Linked DNA regions of Homo sapiens: all the other regions are linked to region 1. The links are chromatin contacts, found by Hi-C or POLR2A ChIA-PET in ENCODE. All regions are on one chromosome and are shown on one strand. The core of a region is the stretch at or near the end of the contact, and the rest is flanking DNA. Distances in the headings are between cores, read along the strand shown. Region 1 holds the start of ARGLU1 (arginine and glutamate rich 1). Region 2 overlaps ITGBL1 (integrin subunit beta like 1). Region 3 holds the start of ANKRD10 (ankyrin repeat domain 10). Region 4 has its middle 150 kb from the start of LINC01309.

Region 1 (3,574 bases), core at 400-2,899:
CGGCTGGTTCAATAGGGAGTTAGTAGGACTGTTCAAATCTACTTTTCAATGCGGTTTTTGGAAACTGAATACCCAGAGCATCAAAGTACGATGATCATAAAGCAAAACACACAACAAATCCCTAAATTTTAAAACCCAAAAATTCCTTTAGTTTGGGATTATTTATCCACATCTACTTTCATAGCCAGAAATACTTGAGAGCTGACATTTTCGGAAACACACTCTAACTCTAGTTTTCACTAAATATCCTTCATGGGAGCAACGCCAAAATAAAATCAACCCTTCAAGTGTCTTCTGAAGAAGCACAGTGTAAGGGAAACAACAAAACTGCACGTGTTTGCTACAGGAATAGAAAGCAAGTTAAAAAAGCGGTAGGCTTTGGGATGGTGATTACACAGGTGAATTCAAAGGTCAAAAAACTCATCGCACTGTACACTTAAGGTCTATGCTTTTTTTTTTTAACATCTCAAGGAAGGGGTGAGGGTGTAGGCTCAAGGGGAAAAAAGCAATCCCAACACCTTAACAACAGGAATACACTAAAGTGAAAATGCATTTTTCTGGCGGACCACCTAAAGTGTATGATTCCCGAGATTAGTTAAGTCCTGTCCCAAATTTGAGCTTCAATAGAATGCTTCTGGCCAGCTGTGATTCGCATCTCAAAGGTTAATTCCCTTCTCTCTCCTCCTCAAGCCGACCAGCAAACGCTCACCACCCTCCACATCTGCAGGCCGGCTCGCTCCCGGCCTCACAAGCCAACGCAGCTCTCCGACCTCACTCCGAACTCCACCCCTACTTCCGGGACACCACTCCTCTCTCGCGCCAAAATCGCCTTCTCTTAAACCCTTTCTGCTCAAGCCCTCGAATTTTCCATCCCGAACAACTTCTGGGTCTGTCCCACCCCAAGCTTTCCAAACGCCAAGCCTGCCCGCCCCGCCGCCGCCTCTCCGACCCGTTCCCGCGCCCGGTCCCCAGCCCCGGACCGTCCCCGCCATTCTCCCGGCCCGCACCGTCCCGCCCCGGCCCCACGCCCTCGCCCCGCGCCCTGCTCTCCGCACGCCCCGGTCCCTCCCCGCGCGGGCACTCACATTTTTCGCTGCCGCTCGAACTCCGCTTTCTTCTCCTCCTCCTCTCGCTTCTGCTTCTCGTCCAGGCTGCTGCGCTTGCTCACCGTGCGCCCGAAGATGTCGATGCGGTCGGGCGGGGACGAGGCGCGCTCCCGGTCCCGCTCGCGCCGGGACACGGCCGTGTTGGTGGAGCGCGAACGGGACCGCGACTCCCGCCGCCGGTTCCGTTTACTTTCCCGAGATTTGGAACGCTTCCGCACGCGCTCCTTGTCCCGGGATCGCGACCGGGACCGGCTGCGCTTCTTGTTGTGCTTGCTGCTCTTGGTGTGCTTGGAGCGGGACGAGCTCCGGCTCCGAGACCGGCCCATCCTTCCGGGAGACGCTCTAACCGCTCGCCTCAGGCCCCTCACGCGGCCAGTTCCCCTCGCCTCCGCCTTCGGACGCGGGCTGGCGGTTCTACCGAGGCCGGAGGAAAGAAAGGTGTCGGCCAACGGACTTTATGCCTTTTCCCGGCGTCTACAGCTGCCACGAAGGCCGCCTCCAACGAGAAACCCGTAGCGCCAGGCGCCCCTAAGATGGCAGCTGCGGCTGCACCGGCCGCCCTTCCCACAATGCCCTGCGCGAAACGTGCCGAAGCGTGGGCCCCGCCTCCTGACGATTTTTGCCGAAGGCAGGCGAGCGCTTCGGAGCGGACTCGTTTTTTTCCGCCAGTCTTGGCGGAAGCCTGAGACGCAATAGATGGAGACTCTCCTTTTCGCCTTGGCGTACTCTTTTTTTTTTTTTCCTCCCTGGTAAGATGCCAACGCCTGTTGAATGAATTAAGCACGTTTTAGTGGGATTTAAGTCCGGCCTCGCAGAAGTTGATTGATTGCATTATTTTCTAGGAGCTGGTCTTGTGGGGCAGCCCTAAAATGTATCTCCAAGTGACCCTGCACTCATCACTTGCTGCCTTGGACTTAGTTTCCTCATTCGTAGAATGGAGACACCACACTTTCTGAAGTGCTTATGAGACTTGCAGGAGGTAAGTAGGCAGCAGGTTTTGATGAATGTAACCTAATGCTTACTATAGGGCTTAATGTGCCTTCTAAATGCTTTAATGTATTAACAAGTGCTTAATTCTTACAATTCTGAATTAAGTACTACTATTATCCACGTTTCAGAGATGAGGACCCTGAGGTCCACAGAGGTTAAATAAGGGTCACACAACCAGTAGGTGACAGAGCAGGGACGTGAACCTAGATCATATTGTGCAAAGCCCTTGCACATAACCAGCAAGCCCTCCTCAACCCTAGCCACGAAAAGCTTCGTCCCTATGTGGCACAACAAACTGTGTCATTGTTAAGACCTAAAAGGAAAAGGCAATGTTAATATTTGCAGATGACAGGAACCCTTGAAAATCTAGGTGCCTCAATTTTAAAATTGAGTGCAATAATAAAGCTTAAGTAAGTAGAAGAAAAATTAGAATTATTTGAATAAGCAAAAACATATTAAAAATGAAATAATATTTCCTCCACAATGGCAACAGAAACCATAAAATACTTAGGGATAAACTTTAACAAGTTACACAATCTTTATTATAAACCTTTACTGAAAAGGCAGTAATAAGGCCCTAGTAAATGTAAAACATGCTGTATTCTTAGGTGAGTAGTCAGTATCAAAAATACTGTCAATTCTTCCCAAGTCAAATTACAAAATTAGTGCAATTCTCATGAGAGTCCCAAATTCTCTTGGGGATATGTGTTTTAGAACTAATTAATTTTAAGTTTTATATGGAAGATCACATAATTAATTATCAAGAAAACTTGGAAACAAAGAAGAGTAGTGTATTAGTCTGTGTTGACTGCTGTAACAAAATATCATAAACTAGGCAGCTTATGAACAACAAATTTATTTCTCACAGTTCTGAAAGTTGGAAATCCAGGATCCAGGTGCTAGCCAATCTGGTCGCTGGTGAGGACCCAGAGATTCACAGATGACTCACAGAAGGCACCTACTCACAGTGCCCTCACATGATAGAAGGGGAAAGCTAGCTCTCTGAGCTCTCTTTTAGTGGCACTTCTAGGGTCTGAAAGTTTGTGTTCCCTCAGATTCATATGTTGAAACCTAATCACCAGTGCAATAGTATTAAAAGGTGGGGCTTTGGGATATTGATTAGGTCATGAGGGCTCTAACCTCATAACTGGAATTAGTGCCTATCTCAGCCCATTTCCACTGCTATAACAGAATACTTTAGACTGAGTGATTTATAAATAATAGACATTATTTCTCAGAGTTCTGAAGGCTAAGAAGTCCAAGATAAAGGTACCAGCAGAGTCAGTGTCTGATAAGAGCTTGCTATCTGCTTCCAAGATAGTGCCTTGTTTTGCTGGGTCCACAGAAGGGGACGAACACTGTGTCCTCACATGAGGGAAGGGATGGGAGGCAAAAGGGCAAAAAAAAAGGGGGGGGAACTAGGACACTCCTGTCAACCTCTTTTGTAAGGATACTATTCCCATTCAAGAGGGTGGAGC
Region 2 (3,574 bases), core at 648-3,147, 4.9 Mb before region 1:
GATTCTCCATATAGCTGCTCAAATTCTAAATTCATTATATTCCTGCCAGTTAAGCCTTCGTATGTCTTTGCTTTGCCAATGAAAACTCAGCCGGCCAGGAACAAATCATATACAGACTTAATTTGAATTCAAGGGATGATATTGCTTCTTCTGTAGGTTAAGGGTTGCAGTGGTAGCTCGATAGTTGTGTAACTACACTGCACTGCAAGGGCTCATCAGGTCCCACTCAGTATTTTATTTCTAATAATAGTAATGGCTAATTTTTTTTTTTGAGATGAAGTTTCACTCTTGTTGCCCAGGCTGGAGTACAATTGCACGATCTAGGCTCACCGCAACCTCTGTCTCCTGGGTTCAAGCGATTCTCCTGCTTTAGCCTCCTGAGTAGCTGGGAATACAGGAGCCTGCCATCATGCCCAGCTAATTTTTTGTATTTTTAGTAGAGACGGGGTTTCATCACGTTGGCCAGGCTTGTCTTTAACTCCTGACCTCAGGTGATCCACCCACCTCGGCCTCCCAAAGTTCTGGGATTACAGGCGTGAGCCACCGCACCCGGCCAGTAATGGCTAATTTTATTGAGCATTTAATGATGCGTTAGACACTGTTCTAAAGACTGCACATGTATTTTTCATCAACCCTATAATGTATTTTTAAAATGCGGTAGATTTCTCTTTTACCCAGGGAGAAAGGAGAACTTAAGGGAATGGCTTGGATCTGATCACATGGCTAATAAATGGTAGAACTTCGACTCATTGAGTTGATGGGCCTCTTAACCATTGTACCTTTGCTATTCAAAGTGTGGTTTGTAGACTAACGGTATCAGCATCAAATTGTATTTCAGATACAACTTCAGACCCAGTTAATCAGAATTTGCATTCTAAAGAGATCCCAGGTGATTTGTAGTCTTCATAGACAGTGTCTACAAACTTTTCTGGAATGCTTTTGCTATTTTAAAATGAAGATCACTACCACCCATGGATTTTTATAGCCTTTCTCATCATCTTTGATCTATTAAGCACTTTGAAAATTACACTACAATTTAATGGCACAGAAAAGAATGAGTTTTGTGGACATTTTAATTTTAGAAAAATGTCATTGTAAGTGAATAACAATTTTCTCCGAAATAAGCAGCTTACCTTAGAAGTTAGCTTGGGACTGATTGATGTGAGTCCCCGAGAGATAGCCCTTTTGCTGAATCAGACAGATCTTTCATCTATCTCTAAAAAGTACCATCTACTCCAGGAAACCTGGCAGTTTCTACTACCTTTATCTGCATTGCTTTGCTTGTGACAGTCCTTTGCATATATGATGGCCTTTTTCAGTGCTTTCTAAAGCTATTTTTAATACAAATGAAGGATTTGAATTTAAATTAAAATCCAGCTGCACACATTATTATTAAAGATAATTTCGTTGTGGAGAAAATCTAATCAGTAGATATTTTTATTGATGTTAATGTGCCAATTCTCAGACAATAGGAGTACATCTTTTTTTATAAAGAAATCATTTTAAAATTGATCCTAATTTCAGAAACCTTAAAATATGAAAACAACATTTTAGAGTTAAGGGTTTAGCTAATTAAATGTTTTCCAAATTTAATCTTAGTGTTTCTTCAATAGGGAGACACTGGTATATCTTAAAAAGAGCCCTGGACTAGGAGGCAGAAGATCTGAGTGAAATCCTGATTCAGACACTTATAGGCTGTATGACTTTGCGTAGGTCATTTAACCTTTTGGAGACTCCTTCATCTTGTCTGCAAATAAAGATAAAACACGAGAATTAAATAAGGATTGAAACTTGCGGTTTTCTGTTTCACTCATTTCTGTAACAGGTTTCATGTTTTACTTTCATTTTCACTGCTTCTCAAAGTGTAGTCTGAGTTATAAGATTCCTCTTTCATGTAATTTTTTTTTATATTTCTTACAAGTTTTTTTGGAATTATGACCACAGACCATAGCTTGTAGAAAACATGTGATATTTCAATGCTTTTTGTAATACACTTTATTTTTTAGTGCACTTTTAAGTTCACAGTAATACTGAACAGAAAGTACAGGGAGATCCCATATACTCCCTGCCCTCACCCATGCATGGCCTCCCCTGTCATCATCCCCCACCCCACCACAGTAGGTCTATTGGTTACAAGTCAGGAACCTACATTTACACAGCACTATCCCCCAAAGTAATTATTATAATTTACCTTAGGATTAACTCTTGGTATTGTATTTTCTATGTGTTTGGTAAATTTTATAATGACACGTACCCACCATGACAGTAACATATAGAGTAGTTTCACTGCCCTACAAATCCCCTGTGCTCCACCTGTTCACCCCTCTCTCCCTACAACCCCTGGCAAGCACGGATCTTTTTACTGTCACCATAGTTTTGCATTTTCCAGAGTGTCATACAGTGTGTAGGCTTTTCAGATTGGTTTCTTTCACTTACGAATATGCACTTAAGTTTTTTAAGTGTGTTTTGATGGCTTGAGAGCTCACTTCTTTTTATTGCTGAGTAATACTGCCTTGTCTGAATGTACCACTGTTTATTTAACCATTCACCTACTGAAGGACGTCTTGGTTGCTTCCAAGTTTCGGCAATTATAATGTAGCTGCTGTAAACGTTGGTTTGCAGGTTTTCATGTGGACATTAAGTTTTCAGTTCCTTTGGGTAAATAACAAGGAGTGTGATTGCTGGATCATATAGTATGTTTAGTTCAGTAAGAAACTGCTGAACTGTCTTCCAAAGAGGCTGTAGCATTTTGCATTCCCACCAGCAATGAATGAAAGTCTGTGTTTTCTCCACATCCTTGCCAGTGTTGGGTGTTTTCAGTGTTCTGGATTTGAGCCATTCTAACAAGCGTATAGTGGTATTTCATCGTTTTAATTTGCATTTGCCTGATGACAATATATAATATGAAACATCTTTTTATGTACTTGTTTGCCATCTGTATGTTTTCTTTAATAAGGCATCTGTTAAGATCTTTGGGCCATTTTTAAATTGTTTTTCTCTTATTGTTGAGTTTTAGGAGTTATTTGTATATTTTAAGTAACAGAACTTTATCAGATATGTCTTTTGCAAATATTTTCTCCTTGTCTATGACTTATCTTTTTGTTCTCTTGATATTTCTTTTCTTTTCTTTTTCTTTTTCTTTTTTTTTTTTTAAGACAAAGTCTCGCTCTGTCACCCAGGCTGGAGTGCAGTGGCATGATCTCAGCTCACTGCAACCTCTGCCTCCTGGGTTCAAGCAATTCTCCTGCCTCAGCCTCCCGAGTAGCTGGGACTACAGGCGTGCACCACCATACCCAGCTAATTTTTTTTTTTTTTGTATTTTTAGTAGAGACTGTGTTTCACCATGTTGTCCAGGATGGTCTTGATCTCTTGACCTCGTGATCCACCCACCTTGGCCTCCCAAAGTGCTGGGATTACAGGCGTGAGCCACCACACCCAGCCCTCTCTTGATATTTCAATGCTTTTTACATGATCTAGTATATGATGGATATCTCTATTTTTCATAAATGTTCTGTGGATAGTTTAGAGAAGGTTGATTAGAGTAAGAGGCAAAGTTGACATATTAAATAAATTA
Region 3 (3,574 bases), core at 483-2,982, 4.3 Mb after region 1:
AAGGCTGCACGCAGAAGCGCAGGGAGGAGGCTTTATTACTTTTGTTTGTTAAGAAACTCATTTCCCCTGGGCACCTGTTTTCTCCAGCAGGTACTACGGTTGCACAACTTCAGAGACAGTGCCACAGGAACCTAACAGCCCTTGAGGACTGATTAACTTGCTTGTCCCACCCCGATCGTCAAAACTCCTTTTCATTTCTTTTATTGAAAGAAAAGTGACTTTTCCACTTTAAAAGAATCAGAAACTGCTTTCCAAAAGACACAGCTGCTTTGTGAATGTAGCACCAGGGGCAGCAAGGTAAACCGCAACTTCATCAGCTGGTAACGACATTACCAGGGCCAGGCCTTCTTAAAGTAACTTATTTCACATTACCTCTCACATATTTCTGCAAAACCATTTAACCCCATCTCATCACTTACGAGAAAAACACTATACACATCCCTGAATTTCAGTGAATTAAGAAATATTAATTAAAACCAGTCACTTCTGAAATGCACGGTGAAATCTTATTTAAGATTTCTGAGAGCAAGTACCCCAACGACTTCACAGATGAGGAAACGGTAGCTATCCAACCTTTTAAAACCTTAAAGCAGCACTGTGTTCCCCCAGAATTTTCAGTTTAAGAAAAAAGAGGGGAACGTAAAGCCTCCACGGGAAGAGAATTCTGCTTAATTTAACCACTTCTGCAGTAATTTAGATCCAAGATAAACACAGCCGTCACTAATTTTGCTGAAGCGGGGCCAGCTACAAGCCTTAAAGCAAACCCAGAAGCTGGAGAGCCGGCCTCCATCCCACACAGCTGCCGGGGCCTTCCAGTCCCGCCGGGGCGCTTGCTCCTCGGCTGAGCTCGTCCGCAGCGCGGCCCTCGGCTACTGGCGAGGCTGTGCGGAACCAGAAGGTCGACCGCGCCCGGGCATTCCCCGCGCGCCTCTGACCCCAGCTCGGCTCCCCGGAAGCCGCCTGGGCGACTTCGCGGCCTAATACCCGGCTCTGCGAAATCGCTCGCGCCTCCGGCCCGGCCTGGAGGGCCCCGCACCATCCGCGCGCGCGCGCGCTCGCACAGGATCCGGCCAACAGGCGCCGGGACCCTTGGAGCCCGCCTTGTTAGAAACTTGCTACGCGCGCCGCCGCACATGCGCCCTAGGCCCCTCCGGACGCAGGCGCCACCGACCTCGCTTCCGCCCCGCGCCCCCCGGCTGCCCCGCCGCGACTCCGGGCCGCGAGCGCTGCCGCACAGGCGCCCTAGGCCCCTCGGGGCACAGGCGCCGTCGATCCCGCTTCCGCCCCGCGATCCCGGCACGCCCCACGTCCCCCGCACCTCAGACCCGCTTTCCCCGACTCCCACTGGACAGCCGGGGAAAATGGCGCCTTAAAGCGTTCGCACCCACCTTGCCGAAATGCGCGGCCCAGTGCACGGGCGTCCAGCCATAGAAGGAGTCCTCAGAGGCCAGGTGGGCGTGGGGTGTCTGCTGCAGCAGCGAGCAGAGCGTGGCCAGGTCCCCGTCGCGGCAGGCGCGGTGCAGCGGGAAACGGAGCGAGAGCAGCTCCTCGCTGGAGAAGCCCGCCTCTACGCCCGCGCCCGCTCCCGCCGCCGACATGGTCCGTCACCGGAGAGCGCGGGGCTCGCTGGCCTAGAGGACGCGTCGGGGAGGACTCGAGAAGCCGCCGCCGCAGCACAAAGGAACGAGACTAGCGCCGCGGTCGCGTCCCACAGGCTGCCGAGCGGAGCGCGCACAGAGGGGGCGGGGCGGGGCCTGGAGCGGCCGGGCTGGGGGCGGGGCCTGGCCCAGAGGACGCCTTGTGCAGCCGGGCAGGGGTCGGGGCCTGGAGCCGCGGACCTCTGGAGCCGCCGGGCAGGGGGCGGGGCTTGAGCCGGAGGCCGCCTGGAGCAGCCGGGCGGAGGGCGGGGCTTGGAGCTGCGGACGCCTGGAGCGGCCGGTAGGTGGCGGGGTCTAGCCTAGAGGATGCCTGGAGCAGCCGGGTAGGGAGCGGAGCCTGGACCAGAGGACGCCAGCAGCAGCCGATTAGGAGGCGGGGCATGGGGCTGTCGACGTCTGGAGCAGCCGGGCATTGGGCTTGGGCTAGAGGACGCCTGGGGCGGTGGGCGCCTGGAGTAGCCAGGCAGAGGGCGGGGCCTGGCTTGGGTCCACGCCTGGGGCGGCCGGGGGCGGGGCCTGGCTGGAATTGACGCGTGGAGCTCCGGTGGAGGGGGCGGGGCCTGGCTGGGCCGCTGCCTACAGCGGCTTCCGGGGCTTGGAGGTCACGGGGCTCGGAGGTCACGGGGCTCGGAGGTCACGGGGCTGGCTGTGTGGGGGGCTCAGGGGCGTAGAGTGGCCAAGCAGCGGTCTGAGCGGGTCCCGGGGCCTCCGGCGCGGTGGGTCTCGGCTGCGCCCCGGGTGCGGACCATGATGTTTCCAGCCTGGGAGCCGGTCCGGGCGGGGAATCCCGGCTGCCGGGGGCGCGGGTTGAGGCTCTGCGGGCCCGCGCCCAGAGCGGGTGGGAGTCACGGGTCTCCCGGAGGCCCAGTAGCGCGCGGTGAAGTTGTCCAGTAAAAATTTATGGAGCGCCTACGGGGAGCAGGGATTCTCGTTAAAATCTGGGAATCAGCAAGCCCTAGTTCCTTACAGAGCAGGACAGATTCCTCGGTTTTGTCCGAGGGACGCCTTCTTCGGAACCGAGTGCGGTGGGCTAGGACTATACGTTTGCAAGTTTAAGAGATAAGCGAGAAGACCAGACAGAGCAAACAATAAAAGGCTTTTTGTTGAGAACTGTATAAATGTAAGGGAGTACCAAATCCCCTATTTTGAATGACAGTATCACGGACTTTATTACATATGTAATTTTATTCTGATTATGAAAGCATCAGTAATTTCACTATTGAGGAATAACCACAATGTTTATGAATATTTCCTTTGCTTCTAAATATGCGGTCTTTTTAAATCATGTATTTTATTTCATTTGTATATATAGTTTTTCGCTGTGTAAACTTCCTTTTTGCAAAATTCTACGTCACAAATTGAACAAGGCAATTAGATGTCTAGGGAAGTACTGATGCACGAGAAAGCATATTGCAGCATTGGTTAATAAAACGAAAAAATAGAAACCTAAGATTTAACAAAGGGAAGTTGTTAACTAGTGGTGTAAACACTCAACACAGACATGTCTTCATACAGCAAACATTTGTTGAGTACAATGCTGAATGAAACACATTGAGAAACACTCTATAGTGGGGAAGTAGCAAATATTTCAATTCAGTGAGCAATTGCTAATGAATGGAAAATATGACACATAGAATCTATCTTCTCCCAGGGAGTTTGTAATCTGTTAGTGAAGCAGGAAAGAATAATCAAGCAATACTTTTTTGTTTGGACCAAAAGGGTGAGAATAGACTATAAACTCATTTCAGGTTTTGTTTACTCTAGAACGTAATCATTTTTCTTCTCACATGCCATGTTGATTTTAATCTAATCTCTTTAAAATATATCCCCCTGATTTCCATCTTTCTTAGGAGAGAGGTGTCCCATTTTGCGAAAGGACGTGAGTGTATCTTGTCCTCCATGTAATGAAAGGGAGG
Region 4 (3,574 bases), core at 484-2,983, 3.3 Mb before region 1:
TGCAAAAAATACAATTGGATCCTTATCTTGTATATGAAAATTCAAAATGGATTAAACACCTAAATGTAAGACCAGAAACTGTAAAATTCCTAGAAGAAGACATACGGGAAAAAGCTTTAGGACAGCTACTCTGGTTTGAATGTTTTTTTTCCTTCAAAATTTATGTTAAAATTTTATCTCCAATATAATAGTATTAAAAGGTAGGGCCTTCAGGAGGTGATTAGGTCATGAGGGCTCCTCCATTGTGAATGGATTAAGGCCCTTATAAGAGGCTTCATACAATGTTCACCCTTTTTGCCCTTCTGTCCCATCTACCATGTGAGGACACCGCATTCTTCCCCTCCAGATGATGCAGCAACAAGGCACCACCTTAGAAGCAGAAAGGAGCCCTCTCTAGACACCAAATGTATTGGTGCCTTAATTTTTGACTTCCCTGCCTCCAGAAGTGTGATCAACAAATGCCTGTTGCTTATAATTACCCAGTGTCAGGTATCTTGTTATAGTGGCACAAACTAAGAAAACACTGGTCTTGGCAATTCTTTTTTAGATAGGACATGAAAAGTTTAGGCAACAAAATAAAAAACAGATAACTGAAACTACATCAAACTAAAATTTTCTGCACAGCAAAGGAAATTAACATAGTAAAAAGGCAACATATGGAATGGAAGAAAATACTTGCAAACCACTTATTTGATAAGAACTTAATATCCAAAGTATATAAAAATCTCAACTCAATAACAAGAAAACAAATAACTTAAAAATGGGCAAAGGACCTGAATAGACATTTCTAAAAAGAAGAACATCTTTTGATCTTAACATCTTTTGATGTACCCATTGACCATTTTATATGTCTATAATTATCAGGAGCTGTAAACCAAACTAATTATCAAAAAACCATAAACCAAAACTACAATGAGATATTACCTCATACCTGTTAGTATGGCTATTATCAAAAAATACAAAAGATACGGCCAGGCGTGGTGGCTCATACCTGTAATCCCAGCACTTTGGGAGGCTGAGGAAGAAGGATCACTTAATATCAGGAGTTCAGGACCAGCCTGAGTAAAAAAGTGAGACCCTGTCTCTACAAAAAATTAAAAATAACTGGGAGTGGTGGCATGCATCTATTGTCCCAGCTACTTAGGAGGCTGAGGAATGAGGATTGCTTGAGCCCAGGAGTTTGAGGCTATACTGAGCCATTATTGTACCACTGCACTCCAGTCTGGACAACCTAGGGCAGACCATGTTGCAGAAAACAAACAAAAAACAAAAGATAACAAGTGTTGATGAGGATGTGGAGAAAAGGAAACCTTTGCATACTGTTGGTGGGAATGTAAATTCGTATGGCCATTACGGAAAAGAGTATGAAGGTTTCTCAAAAAAAATTAAAAATAGAACTACCGTATGATCCAGCAATCCCACTATTGGTTATATCTCCAAAGGAAATGAAATCAGGGTCTCAAGGAGATATCTACACTCCCTTGTTTATTACAGTACTGTTCACAATAGCCAAGGAAAGAAAACAACCTAAATGCCCATCAACAGATGAATGAATGAAGAAAATATAGTACATACACACAATGGACTATTATTCAGCCTTAAAAAAATAAAGATATCCTGCTAGATCCAACAACACGGATGAACCTTGAGAACATGATGTTAAATAAACCAGTCACAAGGATAAATATCTCATGATACCTCCTATATGAGGAATCTAAAATAGTGAAATTCACAGAAGCAGAGTACGGTGATTGCCAGAAGCTGGAGGAGGGGAAATAGGTATTAGTCAAAGTGTACAAAGTTTCAGTGATTCAACATGAGTAAGTCCTAGAATCTGCATGGCAATAATGACTATAGTTTACAATACTGTACACTTAACATTTTGTTAAGAGGACAGATCTCATGTGTTCCTACTACAATTAAATGAAAAATATGTATAGTTAATTTTAAAAAGGCAGAGAGTGGATGTTAAGTGTTCTCACCACAAAAACAATAATTCTGTGAGGTATTGCATTTGTTAATTAACTAGATTTAACTATTTCATAATGCATATATACTTCAAAACATGTACACAGTTAATATGTACAATTTTTCAACAATTAAAAAGTATGGTTATATAGGGACTTAACTTCTGAGCAAAATGCATCAAATATGTAGAATTCTTGATAATACTAACAAATTACCTACTTATGGAAGGATAGACAATCATGCTTGTTTGAATAACGAGTCTCCTCAGTGTTTTAAGTTATAACTTATCTAACTTATCTAATTGTATCAGCCTATTCCTTTCCTTTCCTATCCTATTCCTTTCCTTAGTAGCAGTCACCCCAGTTTGAATTGTTCAACATTTGTTTACTAGTTGAATGTCTATGGAGCTTCACTGGAGTATAAGCCTCCTGAGAGCAGGAACCCTGTGTCTGTGCTGTTCTCAGAATCAAAAAGACTTTCTGACACATAAGAAGAGACTAATAAATATTTGTAAATATTTGTCCAGTGACCTGCAGATGATTGGATTCAGATATATTTTAAAGACTCAAAGTTTATAAATGCAAAACTGGATAGCTTATACCTTTGGGATACCATTTTGATTGACATTCTAGAATGTGAATATTTTAAAGTTTAGTTGCTCAAGGCTTATGGAGCCAGGAGAAGACAGGATGAGATCAGTTCAAAGCAGATGCCTGGCCAGTGTCAGCAGTGTTCTAGCAGATCCACATCCTGGGATAATGTCTAGGGAGGAGGCTGAGCCTAGTCAAGGTGAATTCCTGCTTCTGTTTGACTGCCAAAGTCAGAGCAAGTGAATTAATTTGTGTTGACAATTTAAGTTCTAAGAGTTTTTATGTCTATTTTTATCTACTTTACTGTAAGAATGGTGGGTGGAGAAATAGTGCTCATTTTTCATTTTTAACCACACAAATATTACCCTAACCTACCCAAGCAAAATTTCCCTTGAATCATTGAAAGTATTTTATGAATTTTAAATGTGTAGAATAACAATAGTCACCTGAAAGGAAGTAATACAATATTTCCAGTGTGAAATCCTGTTTATAAAGCAGATCAGGAGAGAGAAAAATGCAAACAGATTTACATGAGAGTCAAGTTTCTAGAAGCTCACATAGAGATGGACTATTAGGGAAGAAGTATGGTGCACACAGCCTGCAGGGTAAGATGACCTGAGGTTTCACCTGTGTAATAATCCCCTGCTGTGTCTTAGGCCAGGGATCTCTCTGCCTTAACTTACTTGCCTGGGAACCTTAGATGTGTTTGATCATCTCACTGCAAACCTGCCTATACTTAGAGCTGTTGCACATTTTTTTTTTCTTTTAACGTGTGCACCTGTGTTCTGACTCAGTCTAGAAAAGGAACACAAGTTGCGCAGAAACCATGGCAAGAAATAAGGTTTCTGACTGAGGAAAACCAGATTATCATTTCAACTCTACACACCAACTGTTACAGAAGCACTATTTTTTTTTTTTTTTCCTCTGAGCTCAATTTTGTCATCTGCTAAGGGGTAATTCGTTACTATGTGTACTCCAGATGTTTTACATACAGGGTCTCCTTAATCCTCACAATA

The links. Hi-C counts contacts between places; a loop is a spot of excess contacts on that map. ChIA-PET counts read pairs that join two places held with the same protein, here RNA polymerase II (POLR2A). Pooled maps may share reads with other maps.
Region 2: a loop to region 1 is called in a map of CD4-positive, alpha-beta memory T cell, with 6 times the contacts of the local background. The contact joins the enhancer-like site here to the promoter of ARGLU1 in region 1. A Hi-C loop is called at or near these places in 2 of 168 maps with a recorded cell type or tissue (CD4-positive, alpha-beta memory T cell and naive thymus-derived CD4-positive, alpha-beta T cell), 1 of 37 single-sample maps with no recorded cell type and 8 of 50 pooled maps.
Region 3: a loop to region 1 is called in a map of B cell, with 22 times the contacts of the local background. The contact joins the promoter of ANKRD10 here to the promoter of ARGLU1 in region 1. A Hi-C loop is called at or near these places in 4 of 168 maps with a recorded cell type or tissue (B cell, CD4-positive, alpha-beta memory T cell, GM12878 and 1 more), 3 of 37 single-sample maps with no recorded cell type and 12 of 50 pooled maps. POLR2A ChIA-PET finds 5 or more read pairs at or near these places in 1 of 52 experiments (GM12878).
Region 4: a loop to region 1 is called in a pooled map, with 4 times the contacts of the local background. The contact joins the enhancer-like site here to the promoter of ARGLU1 in region 1. A Hi-C loop is called at or near these places in 5 of 37 single-sample maps with no recorded cell type and 4 of 50 pooled maps.

The regions. Positions count from the first base shown.
Region 1 is chr13:106,566,488-106,570,061 of GRCh38, forward strand. It overlaps ARGLU1 (arginine and glutamate rich 1), which reads right to left and starts at 1,650. Exons shown (of 4, transcript NM_018011.4): 1 at 1,086-1,650. The coding sequence starts at 1,432. RefSeq lists a silencer at 812-1,111 and enhancers at 1,006-1,916, 1,592-1,711, 1,722-1,791.
Region 2 is chr13:101,625,299-101,628,872 of GRCh38, forward strand. The region is part of intron 7 of ITGBL1 (integrin subunit beta like 1); the gene reads left to right. Among named protein-coding and RNA genes, the nearest start is that of ITGBL1, 170 kb to the left of the region's middle. Within about 2 kb of position 1,898, at least 5 of the 41 ENCODE cell types and tissues checked have a DNase peak (open chromatin) inside an H3K27ac peak, as active enhancers do.
Region 3 is chr13:110,913,337-110,916,910 of GRCh38, forward strand. It overlaps ANKRD10 (ankyrin repeat domain 10), which reads right to left and starts at 1,733. Exons shown (of 6, transcript NM_017664.4): 1 at 1,389-1,733. The coding sequence starts at 1,598. RefSeq lists enhancers at 345-1,021, 745-874, 2,373-3,047 and silencers at 985-1,354, 1,625-2,284, 2,415-2,574.
Region 4 is chr13:103,271,183-103,274,756 of GRCh38, forward strand. No RefSeq gene overlaps it. Among named protein-coding and RNA genes, the nearest start is that of LINC01309, 150 kb to the right of the region's middle. Within about 2 kb of position 1,734, at least 2 of the 41 ENCODE cell types and tissues checked have a DNase peak (open chromatin) inside an H3K27ac peak, as active enhancers do.